Linked DNA regions of Homo sapiens: all the other regions are linked to region 1. Evidence: chromatin loops called from intact Hi-C (ENCODE). Cell type or tissue: B cell. All regions are shown on one strand.

Region 1 (5,000 bases):
GTTCAAGTGATTCTCCTGCCTCAGCCTCCCAAGTAGCTGGGATTACAGGCATGCACCACCGTGCCTAGCTAATTGCTTTGTATTTAGTAAAGTTTCACCATGGGGTTTCAACATGGGGTTTCACCATGTTGGTCAGGCTGGTCTCGAACTCCTGACCTCAGGTGATCTACCTGCCTTGGCCTCCCAAAGTGCTGGGATTGCAGGTGTGAGCCACAGTGTCTGGCCTCTCTTATTTACACTTCTATATACACAGTAATTCAATTGAGTGGACTGCGTGTCTTTGGGGGAAAAAGATCCTAAGTTTTCCCATGTCTATGACTTTCTTCGTACTATTCCACTTACCTGGAATGAACTTGCATAGTCCCAAAATAGATTACTAATAACTATTTCTGCCTAAGTTTTAGAAACCCTTTGAAAATATCCTAATTTTAAGTTCCTAGAGGAAAAATTTAATACCTAGCACAGCCTTAATAAATAAATCATAATGACCATGATACTGATGGCCTAACACTAATAAACACATAGTTTTGAATACTAGTTAAGTTCTGTTGTAGCTTTTAGGGATTCAAAGCCATAGTCCCTGATGCCAAGTTGATACTTAATGGTTGCTTCAAGTGACTGGGGGATCCAGCATTGGCAATCACTTTGAACATCAGGGGTTTTTCCTGTATAAGCAGGAATTATTTATAGCCATACAAATTAAATTTCAGGGAAGGTGGGGTGGGTAGGGAATGACTAACATTATTGAGCACTATATGTATGTATATATGTATATGCCAGGGATTGTGCTAAGTACTTTCCACATATATTTATGTCATCTGCATAACAATCCCTATGCAGCATCTAGTAGTATCTCTATCTTCACAGAAGAGAAACCTGAAGCTCAGAAAAAGTGTTTATAAATTGCTTAAGAACAAATATCTAATAAATTACAAAGCCAAGATTTGGACCCAGCTGGGCCTGATACCAAAGATTATGTTCTTTGTATGACAAGGAGGACACAGTCTATGGAGCAGACACATAAATAATTAGGTGAATTTGCATTGTAATAAGTGCTGTAACTGAAGTAAATCCAAAGCAAATGGGCTTTCCATTACCTCAGTGCTTATATTGCAGTTTAAGGTGGAAGCAAAGCTGCGTAATGATCAAGATCACCCACAACGGAAACAGGAAGAGCTTGGTTCAAATGTAGCTCAGTGTGAACTTGAACAAGTGGTTCAATCATTCCAAGCTTCAGTTTTCTTATTCATAAGATTAAAATAATCAAGCTTATTTTAAAAATAAAATTAAATCATGCATATAATGTCATTAGCACCTTATCTGGAACATAGAACTTACTCAAGAAATTGTAGCTAATTAAATATAATTATCATCACTATTCAGTAGCCTCTTTCATCTTTAATACCTCGGCCTCTTCCAAACACCTTTAAAAAGTGTGACTATATTTGCTTATCTATATGTGTGATTTCATTTTGTGTTGTTGAAGGACCATTTGAAAGTTGCAGACACCCATAAAAATACTTTAATGTGAATCTTTTAAAAATAAGGACATTCTTGGCTGGGCACGGTGGCTCACGCCTGTAATCCCAGCACTTTCGGAGGCTGAGGCGGGTGGATCAAGAGGTCAGGAGTTTGAGACCAGCCTGGTCAACATGGTGAAACCCCGTCTCTACTAAAAATACAAAAGTTAGCTGGGCGTGGTGGCGGGCACCTGCAATCCCAGCTACTCAGAAGGCTGAGGCAGGAGAATCGCTTGAACCCAGGAGGTGGAGGTTGCAGTGAGCCGAGATCACACCACTGCACTCCAGCCTGGTTGACAGAGCAAGACTCCATCTCGAGAAAATATATATAAATAAGGACATTCTTGTGCATAGATAATGATATAATTGTCACCTAAAAAAAAGCAACAATATCCCCTAATATCCCTAATATGATCTAATTTCTAGTACATATTTAAATTTCCTAAATTGTTCCCAAGGACATTTTGAACCAGGATATACTCAAGGTTCATGTGTTATATTTGGTTGGTGTTTCTTTATTCTCTTTTAATTTTTATCAGTTCTTACCTCATTTCCAACCTTTTCTTGCTTTTCTTGACATTGTCTTTTTTGAAGAAGCCAGGACATTTGGCTTAGTACCAATTTCTGAACTTGTTTGATATTTTTCCTCAAAGTGTCATTTAACTTGTTCTTCTATCCTCTCTGTTATCTATACCTTGGAATGCAGGTCTTATGCCCCTATTGCTTTTAAGTGAAACATTGTGGCAAGAATGTTTCCAAGTCAATGCTACGTAGTTCATATTACTTCACATCAAAATTTCCATGACCACTTCCTCTTCAAAATATTGTGTGGTTTCCTAGCTATCTCTGAGGTCTGGCTAGACTAGTGGTTTCAACTCTGTCTTCACTTAGAAATCACTGGGGAGTTTTAAAAAAATATTTGTTCCTGAGTTATACCCCTAGAAATTCTTGACTTGGACAAAGGGATTGGTATTTTTGTAAAGCTCCCCAGGTGATTTTCATGTGTTAACTGGGGTAAAAAGGAACTGGTTTAGAATATAAGCTCTGAAAAGCAAGGGGTACACCTTCCTTATTTACTACTACATATTCTCAGAGTTGAGCAGATGGCTTGGCTCATAATTACTACTCAATATTACATGCTGAATTAATTAATTATTAGTTAATTAACATTCAGCTTACAGTCAACCTCATCTTCTTCCTTTCATACTTCTTCCTTTCATACTACATGGCGTACTATGAAGCCAACAGGTTAATTTTATAGCATCTTTAGAGAAATCACAATAGGCCACTGCTTTGCAAATTTCTGAAAACTACATATCAATGGGAAAAGAATCATTTTCAAACTTCTGAGAAAGGAAAAATGAGCAAACAATCATTCAGCTATAGTGTTACATTAGTTATGCTGCAGACAATTCACTCTCTGTTTTTCTTTTCACATTACCAGTTCTTCCAGTTCTTATTTTAATGACTGGTAGAAAGATTCCAAAATTACTTAAGGTGAAAGAAAGATCAGGAGTTTGTCTTGGTTGTAACTGTTGTTGTTTTAAAGATACTGAGCAAATTTTAACCATGTGGAGGAATGCTATAGAAAGAGAAGGATTTAGGGTATAGTTATACTTCTATTTGTTTGAATTTGACTTTGGCCAAATCCTAAGAACAGAATGAAAAAAGGTGTATGACTCATACGTGATTGCCACAATTCTACACCTGTAGCTTCAAATAAAAAGGAGTCAAGAATGAGTATCTTCTTGAAAAAAAAAAAGATAACCAGAGCAAATTTAGGAAATGATGAATATACACTTATTTACTGTACTGTTACTAAGTGAAAATCACTAATAATCCAATAGAAAATCAGAAAAAGACATAAACATACAGTTTGTACCTGAAAAGGCTTTTATACTGATAAAAAAGGGTCACTCTCACTCACAATAGCAAAATTGTAAATTAAAACTAATTCTGAGATCTTTTCCTTTAACTCATAAGATTTCCTTTAACTCATAAGAAAATCTACCATAGTGGAGGAATACGAATGCATATATGTTTTGATCAAATAATACCAACTAAGGAAAATTATTGTATAGATACCTTCCACTCATTATGTGAAATATCACATAAAGAACATTACTCATTCCATTATGAGAAAAGATTAGAAGCAACTATCCATCATTAGTGAATTCGATGAATAAATTGTATTTATTTAATAAATAAAATGTAATAACAGAATCAAACACTTTGCAGTATAATAGGAAACCACAGGGACACTACGTATTGATATGGAATGCTAATATATTGTTTAGTGAAAAAATATATAGAATCATTATGTAGAGTATCCTACAATATATATAAAAGAGGGAGACCAGGTATGATGACTCACATCTGTAATCCCAACATTGTGGGAGGCTGAAGCAGGAGGATCACTTGAGACCAGGAGTTAGAGAGCAGCCTGGGCAACATAGTAAGAAAAAAATGTTTTAAAAAATTAACTGGATGTGGTGGTGCATGCCTGTAGTCCCAGCTACTCAGGAGGCTAAGGTAGGAGAATCACTTGAGCACAGGTCTTACTCTGGGAGGCAGAACAAGACCCTGTTTTTGTTCGTTTGTTTGTTTGTTTCTTTGTTTATAAAAGGAAACAAGAAGGAATATATATTTGTACTGTAATATTTTATACATGAAAAATTGGGGTCAGATAAATAAGGAACTGGTAAGTAGTTAGCTATTTAGGGGAGGGGATGGGAACTTGGTGGGTGTAAGACAGTGGGTGGGAGAAACAGGAAGGAAACTTTTCACAAGACAGTTTGTCATATTTTATTGTGTTTGAACAGCATAAATATAGCACATATTCAAAAATCTAAAAATTTTGGAAAATCCCTATCAAAAGCCATGGGAAATGCATGTTTTTAAGTAGAAAGTATCCCAGACAGTCTTATATCCCTTATTCTTGCTGTGGAGTTTCAGAATCAATTCTATTACTTACCAGTTTCGCTAAAAATGAAACTGAAACTCTGCATACTTCTCATATACTTAGTCCTAAAAATAGACTCAGGGAAAAAACTCAGAAAAAAAACCTTCTCATGATAATTTTCAATATTGATTTTTGTTGCTTTACAGAATTACAAAGTTTTAGATTACACTTAAACATGCACTATTTAAAGCCAAACAGACCACTGTTGAAAGATATCCAAACCAAGGCATGTGCTTACATGATACTGAAGTAATGGTGTCAAAGTAAAATTAATCTTTTTCTCCCATCAAGCTCTCCATGGAATCCAAGAGAGGGAAACGCTATCTCACACAATGATGGAGAAAATTTCATCTAAGAAAATAAGGAATTATTATTATTATTATTATTATTATTATTATTATTATTATTATTTGAGACGGAGTCTCGCTCTGTCGCCCAGGCTGGAGTGCAGTGGCCCGATCTCAGCTCACTGCAAGCTCCGCCTCCCAGGTTCATGCCATTCTCCTGCCTCAGCCTCC
Region 2 (5,000 bases), 140 kb after region 1:
CTTCGGCCTCCCAAAGTGCTGGGATTACAGACGTGAGTCACTGTGTCTGGCCAGTATACATACTTTTCATTATAACTAAGTCTTCCAGATTTCTTTTCAAAGAAGGTGAAGCAATTTATGTGATACATGGAAATTCTTACTGATGATGAGCAACTCTGGGAACTGGAGACCTGAGTACGGCAGAAAAAGGAAGGGAACAGTATTTAGTTTGATTTTCAACTAGTTAAGTCTAAGATGTCTGCTGGATGTTTCTAGGTTGACACCTAGTAGGTAGTGAGCTATTCAGCTCTGGCACTAACAGATTTACATGTGAGTGAGGACAAAGGAGTGGATGGAATAGCTCTGAGGAAGAGAATGGAGCCGAGAAGTGGGGTGACTATAGATCTCAAGGTAGCTCCTCCATCATGAAGCTGAGTGGAAAAATTCGGAATTAGCAAAGGAGGCTGTGGGTGTGTCTGAGAGGTAGGTGGAAGCAGAAAGAGTGCAAACTAAGGGAAACAAGAGGAAGAGCCAGTCTCAAAAAGCAGAACCTGGACTACGGCATCAAACGTGGGGTGAGATCTTTAATCACAGTGACCTGGATGTTGCTATTATATCTCATGTTTAGGGCACAGAAATGGAAATTCCAATCTCATATTTTTTTAAAAAAATTTTGCAATTCCCATGGTAGCCTTGGGAATTGCAAGTGCCAACTGCAAGGAATAGGGTGATACTGACATGTCAAATATACTTTTATCCAAAAATCATCCCAGGGCGTCCCAGCTATTGGGGATTATACTCTACACCCCACAAGAAGTTCTTCAGCAACACTGGAAATGAGTTGGAAAATGGTCATTTCCCCTCCCCATGCCCGCCTTGTGAAAGAAGCCCTGTCAATCACAGAATAAAAGGCCCTAAATCATTCACTGAGCAGAAAAATAGCCTGTAAATTATCAAAAGCTTATTACATCCATGTTGACAGCACATAGGCTATGATGCTGAAATTTCACTCTCATCATCTCTTTCTGGACAACGGAAATGGAGTCTTCACCTGCCTATTTCAAAAGTCCTCTTGATGATAAGCTCTAAATATGTTGCTGCAACACACCATGTGATTATCTACATCATACACCTCATGACATTGTCCTGTGTTTGTGGAGGGGATTCAGGACAGGAAGTGACTCTGTCATAACTGGGCACACTTATGTACACACTTAAAATGTTCAACCTCCAGGGAACACTGACAATCCCCTCCCTCTGCCTGCTCATTTCTTTTGTTTAGTGATGACCCACTCCTATTGATAAGCAGCATATGTAGGAAATGCTCCAGAGGAAAAGAACAGCCATTTTACACTATGACTAGGCCATACTTCAACTGGCCTGATGAGAAGGACAGCAAGATTTTCAACACTGGCCTCATGGAGTCAGATGATGCACAGGTATCAAATGCTATCCCTCAGACAGGTTTTTAAGAGGACAGTGTTTGCACAACAGTGATAAAGGCTATCCTGGGAATTGCAAATTCAATTTGACTTACAGCAGTCATGCTTTCCTCTGGAGACAGAGATGATTTGAGCTGCAGGGAAACACATACACACACACACACACACACACACACACAACTCCTTGCACTGCCTGAAAATTAGTATGGATTGACAAAATGAAATAGCATAGTAGACTGGCAGAGAGATGATAATTGCAGTAGGGCAACCAGGGCTGGTTGAGCCCAGAGGAGGAAATTATCATTTTGATTATGTTCAGGAGAATCTATTTATGAGTACAGGTTTCCTAGTTGAGTCAGATTAAATATTTTTCTGGCTCTAAAACACAAAATTTCTATAAAAATAAACTTAGGTAAATTCTTTGACCCAGAATCTTTTCAATCATTTCTGCTTGATGAAAAGCAGTCGTACAGGGGAAGGCTTCTCATTTATCTCACGGATCATTTACACCTGCAACTTGGCAGCATTCTTACCAAGTGTCCTCTCCACACAGCCACCTGCCATACCCGAGTCTCCTTTTCCTCATGCTTCTTCAGCCCATTGGCTCACCCCACGTGGCAGGGAACACAGCCTCTGTAAGAATGAGGAAGTGAAAGCACTGTGCAAAAGAAAAGCTGGTATACAAGGCTGGTGATACGTCTGTAAAGGCAAACTGCAACACGTTAAACTTGAAATTCGGACAAACCTGAGTTCAAATTCCATCTCAGCCACTTACAAGGTGGATGACCTTGGGCAAGTTACACAACCTTTGTTTCCTTATGTGTAAGACAGGGAAATCAATATTCACTTCTTAGGATTGTGGTAAGGATTGGAGGGGAAAATTAATAATCAATGGATCCAGACATGCACATGTTTAGTGTCCCTGGCATGTTGTAGGCACCACTACAATGTAATGATTATGTGGAGAATCTATAAAATCCTATAAAAATTTGCCTGAGTCGTTGACTCCAAAGTAATAAACTAGTTTGCTTTAATGTTAAATGCCAAAAGCATTACTCAAGAAATATTATTTCCTGATTGTTTTTTCTCATAAAACCCACAACATTCTTTCTCATCAAGTTGGCTAGAGGGTTTTGAGGGTTGGGGACCCCACTGGACCCAGGTTTTGTTCTAACTGAATTGCATTAAGGTTAGAAAAGAATGAATGATTTAGGAAGCTATTTCTAATTCCTTTATGTCTGTAAAACACTCAAATAAAATAAATCTGACAAAATCAGTAGATTTCCCAAACTTGAGTCATTTTCTCATGATAAGGCATTTCTCTCAAGATAAGGCAGCATAAGGCTAGACGTTAATTTTTGACAAGGGTACCAAAACAATTCCATGGGGGAAATAATAGTTTTTTTTTCAACAAATGGTGCATATCTATATGCAAAAGAATGAAACTGGACCCCTTTCTCACATGATAGATGAAAATTAACCCCAAAAGGACCATAGACCTAAATGTAAGAAAGAAAATTATAAAACTCATAGAAGAAAGCACAGAAGTAAATCTTCAGTGATTTTGGGTTAAGTGAGGTCTTAAATATAATACCAAAAGCAAGTGCAACAAAAGAAAAAAATAGATAAATTAGACTGCATCAAAATTAAAAATTTTTATGCTTCAAAGGACATCAACAAGAAAATGAAAAAGATGACTCACAAAATGGGGGAAAATTTGCATGTTACATATCTGATAATAGATTTATATCTAGAATATATGAAGAACTCTTACAACTCAATAAAATAAAGAAAGATACCCCAATTAAAATATGGGCTTAGCCAGTGCTTTGGGAGGCTGAGACAGGGGGATCGCTTGAGCCCAGGAGTTTGAGGCTGCAGTGAAATATGATCGTGCCACTGCACTCCGGCCTAGGTGACAAAGCAAGACCCTGACTCTAATATATAGATATATATATAGATATATATTATATCGATATTATATTAATATTATATATTAATATCTATATATTATAGATATATATTATATCTATAGTATTATAATATATATTATATAATTATATATTATATATTATATTATATAATATAATATATAATATATAATTATAATATATAATTATATTATATATAATATAATATAATATTGTATTATATATCATACAATATTATATTATATTATATATAATATAATATAAATTACATAATATTATATAATATAATATATATTACATAATATTATATAATATAATATATATTACATAATATTATATAATATAATATATATTACATAATATTATATAATATATAATATAATTATTATAAAATATAATATAATATAAAATATATATTATATAATAATATATATTATATATTATATAATATATTATATAATATAATATATAATATATAATTATATAATATATATTATAATACTATAGATATAATATATATCTATATATTAATATATAGATATTAATATCTACATCTATAATATATAGATATTAATATATAATATTAATATAATAATATCGATATAATATATATCTATATATATATCTATATATTAGAGTCAGGGTCTTGCTTTGTCACCTAGGCCGGAGTGCAGTGGCACGATCATATTTCACTGCAGCCTCAAACTCCTGGGCTCAAGCGATCCCCCTGTCTCAGCCCCCCAAAGCACTGGCTAATATATATAATATAATTATATATTATATCTAATATATATTAGATATATTATATATTATATCTATATATAATATAGATATAATATATAATATATAATACATATTTATATTATATATAATACATATTATATATTAATATATTATATATAATATATAAATATATATTCAATTAAAAGTAAAATAATATGTATTATAATATATAGATATATATTATAATACATATTATTTTACTTTTAATTGAATATATATTTATATATATTTTACACTTAATTTTATATATATTAAATTATATAATATTTTACATATATATGTAAAATGGGCTTAGAATTTAAACAGAAGATTTGAAAGATTTACAAATGGTTAGTAAGGACATGAAAAGATGTCCCATGTTATTAGCTATTAGAAAAATGCAAATCAAAACTACAACAAGGTACCACATTACACCCATCACACCTTTGTAGGATGGCCATAATCAAAAACAAGGATAACAATAAATGTTAGCAATTAAGAAATGTATGCCTTCCTGGCTGGGCGCGGTGGTTCACACCTGTAATCCCAGCACTTTGGGAGGCTGAGGCAGATGGACCATTTGAGGTCAGGAGTTCAAGACCAACCTGGCCAACATGGTAAAACATCGTCTTTACTAAAAATACAAAAATTAGCTGGGCATGGTGGCATGAGCCTGTAATCCCATCTACTCAGGAGGCTGAGGCAGGAGAATCACTGGAACCCAGGAAGCAGAGGTTGCAGTGAGCCAAGATCACACCACTGCACTCTAGCCTAGGTGACAGAGCGAGACTCCATCTCAAAAAAAAGAAAAAGAAAAGAAAAGAAAAGAAAGAAATGCATGCATTTCTTAATACATAACCCAGTTGAACTGATGATAGGTTTTGTG
Region 3 (5,000 bases), 70 kb after region 1:
TCAGGCTAATCTCGAACTCCTGACCTCAGATGATCCGCCCGCCTTGGCCTCCCAAACTGTTGGGATTACAGGCGTGAGCCACCGCACCTCGCCTCTTTTCTCTTTTAAACTTATTTTTGTCTCTACTTTGTTGTGTTAACTGGGGCAAGTCACATCAGCTCTCTGGGTATCAGATTCTTCAACTGTAACATGAGGAGGTAGGATCCAGATTGTCATTAAGGATGGCTTTTGAATTTATAATTCTAAAAAATTCCACAAAATTAATAAAATACAATCCTAGCTAATTTTCCCCACAGATAAGCAAACTCCCATTTCTCCTATGAAGGGAAGAACATGGGACCCAGAAAGCCTGAGGAGAGCCCCCAAGTGAGTCTTAGTTCAGTGTTCATTTTAGAAGCAACGCTTTCAAAAAAAGTATGTTTTTTCATATTTTAACATGTCTATTAAATGTCATAGAATTCATGGGATTTTACAATCATAATTAGCAGCATTTTTTTCTTTCTTAGCAGCTCAAAAAATTATGATATGTTATACATTTAAATTCTCTTTTAATTCTCAAGTCCAGTTAAGATCAGAGTATATATAGTAGATCTTTCTAACATCTGAAGCAACAGTATTTAGATGAATCAGTGGAATGAGACAGAGTCTCCAAAGCAGTTGTCACAATTTTATTAATTTTCAGAAAATCCTCGTACACTATAAGATAGTCTCTCTATATCTCCTGCTCAAGGTCACTCTTAGATAACTAATTCTTCTAAAGAAGGCCCAGGGTTCTGTTGGTTGAAACTTTTTATTGTATTGTTATTCACTGTTGCTATTTTTATTATCATAATTATTATTAATTTAGATCAATGTTTTTCAAACTGTAGACTGAAACCTATTTGTTGATTGTATCGTCAGTATAGTGGGTCATCACAGCATTTTAACAAATAAAGCAACATACGCTAAAACAGGAAATCTCATCCTATCTGGTAAGAGTATCATTTCCTGACACTCTTTCTGGATGTGCTTTGTTTTTTTTTCTTTTAATTTATATTTTTAGTTCTGGAGTACATGTGCAGGATGTACAGGTTTGTTACATAGGTAAACATGTGCCATGGAAGTCTGCTGCACCTATCAACCCGTCATCTAGGTTTTAAGCCCAGCATGCATTAGCTATTTTTCCTAATGCTCTCCCTCCCCCAACCCCACCCCCAACAGGCCCCAGTGTGTGTTGTTTCCCTCCCTGTGTCCATGTGTTCTTATTGTTCAGCTCCCACTTATGAGTGAGAACATGCCATGTTTGGTTCTCTGTTGCTGTGTTAGTTTGCTGAGGATAACGGCTTCCAGCTTCATCCATGTCCCTCCCTGTAAAGGACATGATCTCATTCTATTTTACGGCTGCATAGTATTCCATGGTGTATATGTATCACATTTTCCTTATCCAGTATATTGATAGGCATTTCTATTGATTCCATGTCTTTGCTATTGTGAATAGTGCTGCAATGAACTTACACATGCATATATCTTCTTAATAGAATGATTTATATTTCTTTGGGTATATACCCAATAATGGAATTGTTGGTTCAAATGATATTTCTGGTTCCAGATCTTTGAGGAATAGCCACACCATCTTCCACAATGGTTTAACTAAGTTACATTCCCACCAACAGTGTAAAAGTGCTCATACTTCTCCACAACCTTGCCACCATCTGTCGTTTCTTGACTTTTTAAAAATCACCGTTCTGACTGGCGTAGATATACGTACAAGCATACATTCACATATGGGAGTCCTGGATCATGGTTTAGGATGCATTTCTTTTGTGGGTTATAATCAAAAAAGATTCAAAAATGCTAATCTAGGCCCAGCCTTGGAGGGCTCTGTGGCTATTAAACAGCTTGAAGCATAAGCAACCATGTAGAAAGATGCCGAATTTGGGGCAATGTCTTTGCAGGAGCACCATGTCCATAACCATACCAAAAACATGCTTGGCAAAATAGAGAGGTGCTTTGGATTGCCTTGAACTAGCTACTCATTAAGAAGTATTTGGTGACTCTGTTCTCTTTACAAGCCATCTGTATTGCCAGTCTCATTTGACAGCCTTTCTACTCAAAGGCCCCTAATTATTTAATTACTAATAGTAAGTTGATAGGAATTTATAACAAAAAATTTCAATTGACCTCTGATAGTAGGTGACAACATTTATTTCTATTATAAGAAAATTCCTTGGGAAATTCTACTTTGAAATTTGGACTCAGATGTTTAATACCTTTTAGGCAGTACATTCACCTAAGGAAGGTATTGTTTGAGGAAGCAGACATTGTTAAATACCTTTCCTTCCAAATTACTCAGAATGATAAAGAGCTAGGTCCCCTTGCAGGCATATACATTCACTTGGTGTTTCCTATATTGCCTGGAGTTTCTGCTTTCACTTCTATTTCAAGCATCCTTCCTGTACGTAAAAACAGGGGGTTCCTACAAAGGAGGAAATGAAACCAGCAGCTGTAATCATGAAAATGAGAAAGTATTTTTTCCCTCCAACCTGTATAAATGGTGGAGTCTATGTCATAACTGAAGAATATTCTTCCTATATCAGCTTTTTCAGATCAACATTCTAATGTTGACTCTCTTTGAGATTCTAACCAGGAGTAGCACCTTGTGCTTATCTACAGCCTCCTCATGGAACCAAATCATTTCATTTTACAAATGAAGAAACTGAGGCCTAGGTAAGCTTGTCACTAGCCCAAGTTCAGAAAACCTGTTACTGGGAGATCTGACATGGTGAAAGTGTTCCACAGCAGACTGGTTATATTACACTAACTTATTGCATTTAGACTCTTTTTCAAGGATGCCTTAAATCTTTGAGAGAAGTGTAATACCTGACTCAGGTATTTTAAATCTATTATTGAGTCTCCACATGGAAGTTTCTCCTCTTACTGAAAATCATGCTAGATGGGTACAACTAATAAATCCTAATACATTTAATAAGTGATATAATATGACCTTAAATTCCTTGCTATAGTTTCCATGTACTTCAGAAACAGAGGAATAAAAGCTATATTTTCTTTCTCAAGATATCTGTGAGGAAGATCAATGGTGAGTAGATTTCCCTCTAGTATGGACATTCTGTGAACAAAATTCTCTTTATCCATTTGGATGCCATGAAGTAATATATTACCAATAAATATAAAAACAATACACCTGGTTTAAGTATAAGGCTTGAATCACTGCTACTTCAAAAGGAGTCGAAGGATTTTATTTATAGGTTGGAGAATACAGGAGATTCAGAAAAGGAATAGCCTTTTAAAAATCATTATTTCGAATGAGAAAAGGAAGACAAAGTTTAAAATAAGCAAGATGAGAGAGAAAAAACTTTTTGACATCTGAGTAAACAAAACAACCTCAGATGTCTTTGATTAGTGTTTTCACACAGGGTGCTGTCAAGAAAGTTTCCATCCAAATGAATTCTATTTTTTAGTTCATATCTTTGTAAAATACATCTTGCTAGAAAAATGAATTTATCTTGTATAATTTATACAATATGGTTAAAACTGACAAAAGAAAATAAAATATTAAGGCAAAATTAAAACAATCTGGTAAAAAAAATTATGTTCAAATATCAAATACATAAATTCACAAAATAAGTGGAAAAATCTAAATACACTGATATGTACAATGACCAATAAATATACACATTGACATATACCCTTTCAATATACTAGGCAATAATTGAGCTCTTAATGGAGATTATGTTGCAAAGCAAAAATATTTATGATATGTAGAGATGTTACAAACTTGTACTATATATACAAAATGATGAGCTCTATAATTCCATCTGATTACTCCCATTTAAAAGAAAACCAGCAGTCATTTAAATGGTAGTTTCTGAAAGACCATAATATTAAGAGTGGGTATCTTTGGTAAAAGTTTTGAGATCTAAAAAGTTTTTATTTTTAAAATTTTGTAAAATAGCCACAAATTAAAGTTTTTAGGGTAATAAATATGTTTTGATTTTGGAGAAAATAATCTGCCCTTCCTTTCTGCAAATATTATTTCCACTGTCAAGTTTGTGGTCAATAAAGCTCAACAATTGGCTAGGATTTCCTCAATTTATATTAAAAAGTACTTCATTTTTCCTGAATTCACCTGGAAGTCTCTGTTAATGAGATCATAGATGAGAATATAAAACAAAACAAAAACAAAACACACTGAAACCGACAAACTGACAAATTTGACACACTAAAGTTCAGGTATTTTGCTCACGTACTGATTCAGAGCCTATTTCCTGTTACCTTATCCATAATTTTTGTACACATAGCTATTTGACTTCCAAGACTTTAGTAGATTAGAGCCAACAAGTTGAATGGGGGTTGAGAAGGGGTGGAGTAGCTACTGATAGTGTGGCAACAAGGAAAGGAACAGAAAATTATAAAAAGAAAACCTTGAAGCATCCGGTTGATATACAGATTGTGGCATAGGGGCAAACAAGTCTACAACCTTCAGTAGGTCCCAGATCATTAATATATAATTGTAGAGGAAAATAACTAAATTTTAACAATAGTTAACACTGAGTAATAAAGAAAGGCAAAAATATAACCAGAATATACTTTTTAAGAAGCTGAAAAATGAATTACATTGTTTAATATAATTCCACATAAAAAGCTTACAATAAAATTAATCTAGTGTTTCAAGGGACAAATGATCAACTATGTTGAATGATTCATCCCCAGCTGTTTTAGGATCTTTTTTTTTTTTTTTTTTTTGAGACAGAGTCTTGCACTGTCACCTGGGCTGGAGTGCAATGGCACGATCTTGGCTCACTGCAACTTCCACCTCCCGGGTTCAAGCAATTCTCCTGCCTCAGCCTCCCGAGTAGCTGGGATTGCAGGTGCCCGCCACCACGCAAGTCTAATTTTTGTATTTTTAGTAGAGACAGGGTTTCACTATGTTGGCCAGGAGGGTCTCAAACTCCTGACCTTGTGATCCGCCCACCTCGGCCTCCCAAAGTGCTGGAACTACA
Region 4 (5,000 bases), 120 kb after region 1:
CCCCACTGGCACAGGTCCCAACTATATTAGTGAATGCATGAATGAAAGTTTCAAAGGATACCATTACCAACTCCCACCTTCCAAAGGTAAAAAGATACTGAATGGTACCAGAGAAAAAGCCAAAATATATCAACTTAAGGTTGTAACTTTTTAAAAATGAAAATAACTGTTCAGTATCGATGATTGTGAAACATGATTCTGTTTCAAGGAAGTCAATCTGCAGAGGCAGTAGATGAATCTGAAGAACTCTGCCCTTCACTCTGAGGCTCCTCCAGTTGCTATGGCAACATGTAACTAGCTTTCTTAAGGTGTTATGCAGCCTGATTTTCTTTAGACCAAACATTCCCCTGATACATTTACACTGGGTATACCTAAGACCAAAACAACCCAGCAGTTGCAAAGCATAGATTTCTTACTTATAAATTATTTATTTGGTGGAAAAACGTAAGTCTGGGCCACACATAAAAGGGAACTTCTGAAACAGTGGGTTCATATGCAAAACACAGAACAATGAGGGACATATAGTTATTATTAAATAGCATTTCCCTTTTCCTATCCCCCATCCTCATTTCAGGCTTTTCCCACCTACAGGGTTTTGTATGTACTATGTATATATGTATTATATGTATTAGAGATATGGTGCATATGTATGTACACACACACAGTCTGGGTGACTGATGCTTAACAGTGTTTCACACTAACTCACCATTTGCTGAATGTGGGGGTGTGGACGCTGAGGATGGACTTGGAATAAGGAGACTAGCAGGGAATTACAGAAAAGTTGTTGAAGCCTCAGGCAAACCAGCCATCCTCTCCAGATCTCTGGAAAATGAGGGTAATTGTCCCCTTATCTTCTTCCCATAACAACTTCAGAGCTACAGAACTCCAAAAAGCTACAGAACTTCTCAGAAATCTCTATGTGAAAGGTATCTGGTGTTATCTTTCCAGATTGGACCCCTAAAAGGAGACCAAAGAAGTTGTTAAGGCCTTGAACTGTAATTACTACCTTCAGTGTTTATCCTGATGCCTGAAATATAAGAGCAACTTCTGGTGCAAAAGGAAAGCGATAATCAAGGTTTTTAAGAAATAAAGATGTGAGGATCATCTGGCAAGCTCAGCTAGTTGATTGAGCAGTGGGATCAGACCAAGTGGCATCTGCTTAAGGCTGAGTCACCAGGCAGCCCAAATTATCCTAATAGTTCTGAAAGAATGCCTCCTCTCACAGAAGTCTTGATTTTATACTCCATATAAAACAAGGATGTTCACATCCATCCAATGCCTGCTCCTCCTCCCCTCACCTCAAGGGTAGTAACGGTGTGTTCTGTTTTGAGATGGAAGCAGATTCTACCTTAAAGATTGCCATTCCCATCTCCAACCTCATCCTGTCACTCATTATTTAAGGAGCAAAAATAACTGTACCTTGCATCGGTAGAGAGCTTTCAACAAACTGATGACAAAGCACTTTGGTTGCTCCTCACACTGCTCAAAGGCTACGGGCTCTTTCTGGGGCCTAGGATATGGAGAGAGCTGTGACCTTTCAAATACTCAGAGGAAACAGAGGAAAAAGAAAATTCCTAAAAGGGGATGTGATGTAGATCATCACCACTGTCCTGGTCCATGCTCTCTCTGGCCCCTCAACCTGGTTGTTGAGACCAACCAATAGGGATTTGGGCTGGTCCCTCCCCTCACAGCTGGAGTTCCTCCCTTGGAAGGGTCAAGCACACAGACATAAAGCTGAGGTGGCCTTGGGAAGGGAGGAGAACTGGGTGGAGGGCGATTAAATGTTGACTCACTCAGGCTTGACCAGACTTCCTCCCTTTTCTACAGTCGAGTACAGTTTTTGGTGAACTTAGGTAAACTGTACATACTGCTACACTTTCTTCCTTCCTTTTGGGCTATTATCACGGGCTTGCCAGCAGAAAGAAGGTCACAGGGGAGAACAAACTCACAAGCATTCTGGGTTTCCAGTTTTTTTTGGCAGGATCTTGTTAGAGCCTGACCTGCTAATGTATTCTTCAGCACCTCCCTCAGTACCCATTTCCCTTGAATGCTCTGCTAAATTTTTGCCTTTAAATTTCTATTTCCTGGTTGTTTTACATGCTGATTTTTAAAATGTCCCTTGTGCGGTTACCTTCCTTCCCCATGTTTCATGCATCTTCAGCACCACCTGTACTTACCACCAGGCTACAATTACAAAGAACATTAAAACAAGAAACACTCCACATTAATGGGACTTCTGAAAGAAGACACCACATTCCCTTCACCATACTCACATATCTTGGAGTTTTCTGCCAGGCTTTATCCAAACACATGTGTATTAAGCTAGAACACCACTTTGTATTAACCTCTTGTATCCACATAGCATCACATATTACATATTTTGTCTCGTTGCATAGTCTCTAGAGTTGTAATATTTAGTGACTATACAATGTTCCATCAGCATAGACTATAATGTATTTTGTATCTTGATATATATTTTTATCATTTCCATTTTCTCCCTGTAATTACATATGCTCTTTTTTTTTTTGCCTTTTGAATCATTTCTTAGAATATATTTCTAGAAGTAGGATTTCCAGGCCAAAAATATAGACATTTTTATGGCTCTTTTTATTTACTATCCAATTATTGCTTTTCAAGAGGATTGAACTGGTTTATACAGCTATCTCTAATATACACGCATATGTACTATATATTTATACATATATACATATGTACATGTGTACTATATATGTATATATATTAGAGGTATAGTACATATATATGTACCATATATATGTATTTAGAGATATAGTACATATGTATGTACACACACACATCCAACTCTTTTTTGCTTAACAGCAAATCCCTGAGGAACTGCCATCATCAGCCTCATATTTATAAGTTAGAACTAAACACCACAGAGGTGAAGTAACTCAGTGTCAGATGACCAATGTCCCTTTTATGAGCTTCACTGGCTTCAAGTGCCTGTACCCAATATGTTCCTGGTTTCAATGAGTAATCGCTGACTATGTCTCTATCCTGTAATTTCTTCAGCTTGTGTCACAGTGAGACAGTGAGCATGGGGTCGGAAATATGTCAGCTCCATAGCTTACTACCTTTGAGACCGTGAATAAGTTAATGAGCCTTGCTAAGCCTCAGTTTCCTCAAATGTAAAATGGAATAGTACCTATATCATAGGCTTGCTTGGAGGACTTTAAAATTCAGTCCAGCAAATAAACTTACATAATAAGTGCTACTATTATTTTTCATGTTAATAAAAAATATTTTCTTGTTAGTCTTCCCTGGTGCCTTCTTCAGAGTAGAATAGCAGGTATCACTGAATCTCTATTATAATTTAATAAATAGATTTCCTCACCTATTGTCAATCAGCAAATATTTTCTAAGTACTGTAACTTAGCTCCTTGCTAATTTTATAAGAATTTTATATAAAAATATTTATTTATAAGTAATATAAAAATTTATAGAAATGTAAATAAGCTAGAAATATTCCCCTTAGGAATAGGAACAAGACAAGGATGCCCACTCTCACCACTCTTTTTCAACATAGTACTGGAAGTCCTAACCAGAGAAATCAGATAATATAAAGAAATAAAAGTCATACAAATAGGAAAAGAACAAGTCAAATTATCTCTCTTTGCTGACAATATGGTTCTATGCCTAGAAAAACCTAAAGACTCTACCAAAAGGCTTCTACAACTGATAAGTGACTTCAGTAAAGTTTTAGGCTACAAAATGAATGTACAAAAATCAGTACTATTTCTATACAGCAATAATGTTCAAGCTGAGAGCCAGATCAAGAACACAATCCCATTTACAATAGCCACAAAATTTAGTAAAATACCTAGGAATACATCTAACCAAGATGGTGAAAGATCTCTACAAGGAGAACTACGAAACACTGCTGAAATAAATCATGTGCCATCATGTGCCATCATGGATGGCACAAATGGAAAAACATTTCACGCTTATGGATTTCAAGAATCAATATTATTAAAATGGCCATACCGCCCAAAGCAATCTACAGATTTAATGCTATTCCTATCAAACTAACAATGTCTAACAATTTTTTGCAGGAATAGAAAAAAAATTATCCTAAAATTCATATGGAACCAAACAAGAGCCTGCATAGCCAAGGAAATTCTAAGCAAAAAGAACAAAGCTGGAGGCATCACCTTACCCAACTTCAAACTATGATGTATGGCTACAGTAACCAAAAGAGCATGGTATTAGTACAAAAACAGAAATATAAACAGACCAGTGGAACAGAACAGAGAACTCAGAAATAAAGCTGCACACCTATGAACATCTGATCTTCGATAAAACTGACAAAAATAAGTAATAGGGAAAGGATTCCCTATTCAATAAATGGTGCTGGGATAACTGGCTAGCCATATGCAGAAGAATGAAACTGGACCCTATCTTTCACCATATACAAAACTCAATATGGGTTAAATATTTAAATGTAAGACCTCAAACTATAAGAATCCTAGAAGAAAACCTAGTAAACACCATTCTGGACATTGACCTTGGCAAAGACTTCATGACTAAGTCCTTAAAAGCAATTGCAACAAAAGCAAAAATTGACAAGTGGGGCCTAATTAAACTAAAGAGCTTCTGCACAACAAATGAAACTATCAACAGAGTAAACAGACAACCTAGAGAATGAGAGAAAAGACTCACAAACTATCTGACAGAGTTCTAATATCCAGAATCTTTAAAAAACTTGATTCAATAATCAAAAACTGAATAACCCCATTAAAAAGTAGATAAAAGACAGGAACAGACACTTCTCAAAAGAAGACATACAAGTGACCGACAAACATGTGACAAAATGTTCAGCATCACTAATCATCAGAGAAATGTAAATCAAAACCACGAAGAGATACCAACTCACAACAGTCAGATGGCTATTATTAAAAAGTCAATAAACAACAAGTGCTGACAGGGCTGTGGGGAAAAGGGAACACTTATATACTGTTGTTGGGAATGTAAATTAGTTC

What was found. Peaks named below come from ENCODE experiments on the same cell type or tissue, not always from the same donor. Only the 100,000 strongest peaks of a DNase experiment are listed, where the experiment ranks them.
Region 2: it touches region 1 in a loop (6-fold over the local background); 5 of 110 quality-filtered maps call a loop at or near these places.
Region 3: it touches region 1 in a loop (8-fold over the local background); 7 of 110 quality-filtered maps call a loop at or near these places.
Region 4: a loop joins it to region 1, with 2.8 times the contacts of the local background. A loop is called at or near these places in 4 of 110 quality-filtered maps.

Annotation. Positions count from the first base shown.
Region 1 is chr4:81,489,823-81,494,822 of GRCh38, forward strand. No RefSeq gene overlaps it. Among named protein-coding and RNA genes, the nearest start is that of RASGEF1B, 20 kb to the left of the region's middle. RefSeq lists an enhancer at 3,802-5,000. In B cell, no CTCF peak of the experiment used is centred here; DNase peaks (open chromatin) are centred at 2,339 and 4,509; H3K4me3 peaks cover 2,037 bases; H3K27ac peaks cover 3,942 bases.
Region 2 is chr4:81,633,844-81,638,843 of GRCh38, forward strand. No RefSeq gene overlaps it. Among named protein-coding and RNA genes, the nearest start is that of RASGEF1B, 160 kb to the left of the region's middle. In B cell, no CTCF peak of the experiment used is centred here; DNase peaks (open chromatin) are centred at 1,238 and 2,038; H3K4me3 peaks cover 423 bases; H3K27ac peaks cover 1,275 bases.
Region 3 is chr4:81,559,876-81,564,875 of GRCh38, forward strand. No RefSeq gene overlaps it. Among named protein-coding and RNA genes, the nearest start is that of RASGEF1B, 90 kb to the left of the region's middle. RefSeq lists an enhancer at 2,660-2,829. In B cell, no CTCF peak of the experiment used is centred here; a DNase peak (open chromatin) is centred at 2,436; H3K4me3 peaks cover 1,991 bases; H3K27ac peaks cover 4,133 bases.
Region 4 is chr4:81,605,173-81,610,172 of GRCh38, forward strand. No RefSeq gene overlaps it. Among named protein-coding and RNA genes, the nearest start is that of RASGEF1B, 140 kb to the left of the region's middle. In B cell, CTCF peaks have their summits at 2,187, 2,389 and 2,592; DNase peaks (open chromatin) are centred at 339, 2,039 and 4,839; H3K4me3 peaks cover 1,865 bases; H3K27ac peaks cover 4,842 bases.